Linked DNA regions of Homo sapiens: region 2 is linked to region 1. A link is a loop called in an ENCODE intact Hi-C map of the cell type or tissue named here. Cell type or tissue: CD4-positive, alpha-beta T cell. All regions are shown on one strand. Links, peaks and the distances in the headings refer to the core of each region. The heading gives the core; the rest is flanking DNA.

Region 1 (2,913 bases), core at 174-2,673:
CTCCTAGGTGGCAGTCACAGGAATTATTTAAATCAATGTCATTTCAGGGTTGAGGCCCCCAGCACATCGTAATGGAAAGTGCACTGGCTGGGGTTAAGAGGCCTGATTGCTCATTGAGGTGGCACCATTTACGACCTTGAATGACACTGCTGGGGGTTCAGAACACAATACCCCAAAATATGACACTGTGGCATTTGAGGAAACAGCAGAAGCAGGAAGGTCTCTCTCACCTTCCCTTGTCCTTCTCCCCTGAAGCAGGTCATAAAATCCAAGAAGTTGTTGGCCTTCCCCTGAAGCAGGTCGTAGACTCCTCATTTGAGAGATACCCTCCCTATACCTCGAGGAAAGGAGCAGAAGACACAGAAATGCCGTGAAGAATCTGAACAAACAAGCCTTGCTAAGTTCCCTCCGGCTTATTGCCATTAGATCACAGCCCCTTGTCCAATCATACTTTCACAGCACTGTACTCTCTTCATCAAACCTAAGAATGAAAACACACAGGTTTCCCTGTTCCTCTGGGACATTGCCAAAGGCTCCTATGTCAGGTAAAACTTTTTTAAAAAATTTGTTTGGAGACAGGTCTTGCTCTGCCACCCAGGCTTGGAGTGCAGTGGCACAAACACAGTTCACTGCAGCCTTGACCTCCCGACTCCTGGGCTCAAACCATCCTCCTGCCTCAGCCTCGCATATAGCTTGGACCACAGGCACGCACCACCAGGGCTGGCTATATTTTATTTTTTGTAGAGGTGGAGTCTCCCTGTGATGCCCAAGTTGGTCTTGAACTCCTGGGCTCAAGCGACCCTCCCACCTTGGCCTCTCAAAGTGCTGGGATTATAGGTGTCAGCTACTGCGCCTGGCCTAAATTTTAACTTAAATGAATTCATATGCTTTTCTCTTTTTAGTCTGTCTTTTGTTTTTGGGGCCTCAGCCACAAACCCCTGAGCAGCGACTGAGAAAACATATTTCATCCCTTACGACTCTGGCAAGTAGCAACCTTTTTCAGTTTACTTACTCTCAGTGCCCTTCCCGCTTTAGAATAAGGTCCATTGATTGAGTAAGATGCCTTCCCACCTTGTCCAGTGACTTGTGTACCTGGCGGTGGTTCTGGGCGTGTGCTCTACCAGCATCACCTGGGAACTTGCTAGAAATGCAAATGTATTGTGCTCCACTCCAGACCTAGTGAATCAGAAATCCGGGGGGGGGGGGGAGGTGGGGGTGGGGACTTAGACATCTTGTTTTAAGGAGGCCTGCAGGCGATTCTGGCGAACACTAAAGTTTAATAATCATAAATATAGGGTACACTTTAATAAAAATTTGCCGCAGCAAACGGGAAAATACCAATTTAGCTCTGTTTGCTGCAGCTTCGCAGCTTTACCAGGAGAGGGCGCCGACGGACCTGACTTTTGCCTTGCCTCGCAGTAGAGCCCAACTAGAGGGTAAACAGCAGCCACAGTAAGTTCTAGCTGTTGCAGAAATAAATTACAAATACATGTAGGAAAAAGGACTTCAAAAGGCTGCGGTATCAAAGTGGCAGTTAAAGAGAAGGCAACGCTCAGAGTTGCAGGTGGAGCAGCGGCGGCTGCATCAGCGTCTCAAATTGCGAAAACATTTTGGGCTGAAGTATTTCTTTGTAGCATTTCGTGGAGCCCCTTTCCTTTGATATACACTAGCCTTCCGACTTCCCTTTGTTCTTTTTTCACACGTCAGGTTTTATCGCTGACAAGCTCCAACGCGTCAAAGGCGTTAGATCTGAGGGCTGCAGCAGCCTTCGCGGTTCCGCATTGAGCTCCTTCCTGCAGCCCTCTGCGGAGGTCACGGCCACGTGTGGGCAGGGAAGGCCCCCTACCCACTTCCTCATTCGGACCCGTCACCTTTAGCCGGCGACCACCTTTTGATCTCTTGTGTTGCACTTGTGTCCCCCGTTTCTCCTCCAGCTTCCCTGGAGTCCCTCATTGTGGAGCTGTTCACGGCCCCAGTCCCTGCACAGCGGGGTTTTGCACGAAAGAGGCCGTGAGGGCCAGAACTTAGTACAGCCTTGAATACTGGGGCGGGGAATGGGGGTAAGAAAAACAAAACCTCCCCACTGGTCCTCTTCTCTCTCTCTAGCACTGCATATTCATCTTGACACCAAGTCACACCCCCATCAGGAAGTCTGGTTTTGGGGGTAGTGGGCACAGGACGATTTGGGGGATTTTTGCATTTGTTTGAGCTACAGGGAAAGAGAAATATTTAACTCCTGAAAAGAATCAGCATACCAGGTGCCTTATTATACTGTGTGTATGTGCTATTGAGCAGTCTAGAAACCTTTCTGCAGTCGTGTTCTGCAGATTTCATCCCAACAGAAAATTGCATCTTCCAAAAAATGTAGTTCAAAATAATAAGGCTTCATTCATTTTTAAATGACCAGAGCATTTCCTTCTCTCAGGGGAGGGGGGCAGGGAAGGGGATTGTGTGGAGATCTGTACTAGGAAACAAATGCCTATAGGTGTAGGAGAGACATGTTTTATAATTTTAAGAATATACAAGGGACATCTGTTCTCAGTTTACACTGGGATGCTCATATATTTATTCTAAACAAGAAATTCAAATGGAAAAGGCTTCACTGTGCAGGAGAGACAGGAAAAGGAAGAGTGAAATCGTTGAGAGCACGGGTTTTGGTTTTGTGGTGACAGATTCAAGGCAATGAACACACATGATGTTTTGCTCCTCAGGGCCAGGTTGTCTCCAGTGTGTAGTGTATACACATTTAAATGATGGTTTGTAACTGCAGAGTTGTTATCTTGACTTTAGAATAATAAGAAAGAAAATAGAGAAAATGCAAGGGATACTCCACAGCTGTTCTTGATTTGTCACTGTGATACAATCTAGTTTTTTTGTTGTTGTATAGTTTATTTGTTTTATGGTTTTTGCCCT
Region 2 (2,913 bases), core at 242-2,741, 150 kb after region 1:
CATGTGTGCCTCTATCTCCCTTTACATTACCTTGAACTCTTGACTTCCTTTCATTTACTCAAGGTCATTCATCAGCTCCAGAGAGGATCTTTAGAGCACAGCTCTGAGAATAAGAGTGAAGTTCTTGGTTTGTGAATTGTGAAAATTTGGACTTGGGTGCTAGAGACCTTAGCCCTGCAGTGGGCAGAATTTAGGCCCTAAGTGATAGATTTGGAAGAATATGCTGTGCATCAGAGGCAGTTTTCTGATATTCAGATAGGTAAAGATTCTATGGGATGAGAGAGAGAAAACAAATCAGGAGAGAATCACAGGACATTGCCGATGTGTCTCTGAGACAGGTCCGACACTCCTCCCAGCCTCTTGGGGCTGAATCTTGATGAAGGAATAATGACGTATCCCCATATGGGTTTGGGGATCACAGCAGAGAAAGCTTGTGCCTTACTTCCTGGGTGAGATGGAAAGTTAATCATGTTTACAGTCTTGTACTGCAGGCTTAGTGTAGAAGTAGGAGAGATGGTGGCTTGTTGAGTTCTTTTGCACCATGTAGGAAGCAGCCAAAGGTTTTCTATGTCCTCAGGAGACACACAAAATGAGAGAAGAAGGTGGGAGGGAAGAGAAACAGAGAATATGTAGGGGTGTTCTTCCTGAAGTCACAGGAAAGAAGGCATCTCAGCAGATGCTAGTGTGGAGAGATGAGAACAACTTTCTACCCACTTCCTGCCCCAGCCCACAGCCTTGACATCCTGTAGGCTTCCCCTTCCCTATATTAAACCAATCTTGGAAAAAGGAGGAGAAAACTGTAATTGAATCGTATATGCCACCTGGTGGGATGGGGGCTAAAAATAGAAATTCCGTCTTGGTGATAGTGATGTTATATTTCTTGCATACCCAAGCTTTATTCCTCTGACATTTGTGAATATTCTTTCCCTCAAGCTCACCTCAAAGTCCTCATCTTTCAAGAAGCATTCTATTGCCTTTCCTCGGTATCACATAATTTCTGATTTATTTCCTCCCTTGCACAGTGCCGCTGGACTAAGAGAAAGAACATGCAGATTCTAGTTTCAGCTCTCATTTGCTGAATGTCTGATGGAGAACAACTCACTATCTCTGGGTCTCCATTTGCTTTTATGTAAAACAGTATGTCAGAGGAGGTTGTGAGTTAAAGCTGAATAATGGATGAGGAAGTGTTTTTATTATTTTTATTTTTTGAGACAATGTCTCTGTTGACCAGGCTGGAGTGAAGTGGCGTGATCTCAGCTCACTGCAACTTCCTCCTCTGGGGTTCAAGCTATTCTCCTGCCTCAGCCTCCCGAGTGGCTGGGATTACAGGCCTACCCCACCATGCCCAGTTAATTTTGTATTTTTAGTAGAGATGGGGTTTCACCATGTTGGCCAGGCTGGTCTTGGACTCTTAACCTCAAGTGATCCGCCCCCCTCAGCCTCCCAAAGTGCTGGGATTAGAGGCATGAGCCACCACACCTGGCCGAGGAAGTGTTTTGAGGACAAGAAAGTTTCAAATGCATGTAAAGTGGGATTATGGCTGCAACTCTTTTACCCTGGCTGCAATATTCCTAGCTGGGAATGTGATTTTGGTATCATTTATATATTTAAATTAGGCATGAACTACATTTCAGGATCTCTATTCCCACTCATTGAGAGGTTGAGGAAAATCCAAGAATCGAATCCCTTCTCAGTTAAGAAGTAAGTTAGCACAGACCACTTTATCCCTCAAAGAGGGAGAGAAAATAATTCCAAGAAGCTTCTTTGTTCTAAAACTTCATCTGCTCCTCCTAAAGACGATTCCTATAAGGAGAACCTCCCAACAGCTGATCTCCAGCAGGATATTTTATGTCATCTATAGTTCTTGACCCATTAACCCTTCAGATGCCTTCTGTGTCAGGAATTCGGACAGCTTCATGCTCCCAGCTGCACACCTGCCAGGGCAGAACAAAACAAAACAGGTGTACAGCTGAGTCCCCTGGTGGCAGATACAGTTTCTTCTCTTTTTCAAAAGTTTTTAAGGTTGGCCTAAGGTAGCAGGACTGTAACATAATAACACACGCACTCATTTACTTGTCCTTTCAATTTCCATTTTGCCCCCGGAGATTGCCCTGCAGGACTTAGCTAATGCCCAATTCATTACTTTAGCAAACATGAATTGAAAACCTATTATGTGCCAGCTGTGGGGGACAAAGGGATCTATGAGATGTGGATCCAGCCCATGTGACCTTAGAACCTAAAGGGAGAGGTGACTAGCTAAGCTGTAAAATAAGTCCTGCTCAGTCTAGGTGGCTCACACCTGTAATCCCAGCACTTTGGGAGGCTGAGGCAGGAAGATTGCTTGAGCCCAGGAGTTCGAGGCCAGCCTGGGCAACATAGTGAGACCCCATCTCTACAAAATATACAAAAATTAACTGGGTGTGGTAGGGCGCACCTGTAGTCCTAGCTACTTGGGAGGCAGGAGGATTGCTTGAGTCCAGGAGGTTGATGATGCAGTGAACCATAATCATGCCACTGCACTCCAGCCTGGGCGACAGAGTGTGACCCTTTCTCAAAAAAATAAAATAAAATTGTATAAAATTACCTTCAGGATAGATGTATAAGGTATGTGAGAAACACAAATAAATCCCCAACATATTTCATTATGTATATGCAAATATTTTAACATACAACAAGTAAAAAATTGAAAACACTTTCTATCCCAAGCATTTAAGATAAGGTATACTCTACCTGTACTGGAAATATCAGACACAGACTATGAGACAACTATGATTACTACTCAGGAAGTAAGCATCAAGTATAAAAATGGTGATAGATAACTGTACATTCTAAAGACTAATAGCACATATACAGTATGAATTCTAGACCTAATTTCAATAATTAAAGAACACAGTGAATGAGTGTAATAGTAGA

Evidence for each region. A loop is a pair of places that touch in the nucleus more often than their neighbours do. Peaks named below come from ENCODE experiments on the same cell type or tissue, not always from the same donor. Only the 100,000 strongest peaks of a DNase experiment are listed, where the experiment ranks them.
Region 2: it touches region 1 in a loop (2.2-fold over the local background); 3 of 110 quality-filtered maps call a loop at or near these places.

Annotation. Positions count from the first base shown.
Region 1 is chr1:101,308,037-101,310,949 of GRCh38, forward strand. It overlaps LOC102723784 (a long non-coding RNA gene), which reads right to left and starts at 1,119. Exons shown (of 6, transcript XR_947643.3): 1 at 1,013-1,119; 2 at 231-337. RefSeq lists a silencer at 1,257-1,551. In CD4-positive, alpha-beta T cell, for the core only: a CTCF peak has its summit at 1,372 (motif pointing right); a DNase peak (open chromatin) is centred at 1,535; H3K4me3 peaks cover 1,975 bases; H3K27ac peaks cover 2,500 bases.
Region 2 is chr1:101,453,393-101,456,305 of GRCh38, forward strand. No RefSeq gene overlaps it. Among named protein-coding and RNA genes, the nearest start is that of LINC01307, 130 kb to the left of the region's middle. RefSeq lists an enhancer at 1-641. In CD4-positive, alpha-beta T cell, for the core only: no CTCF peak of the experiment used is centred there; no DNase peak of the experiment used is centred there.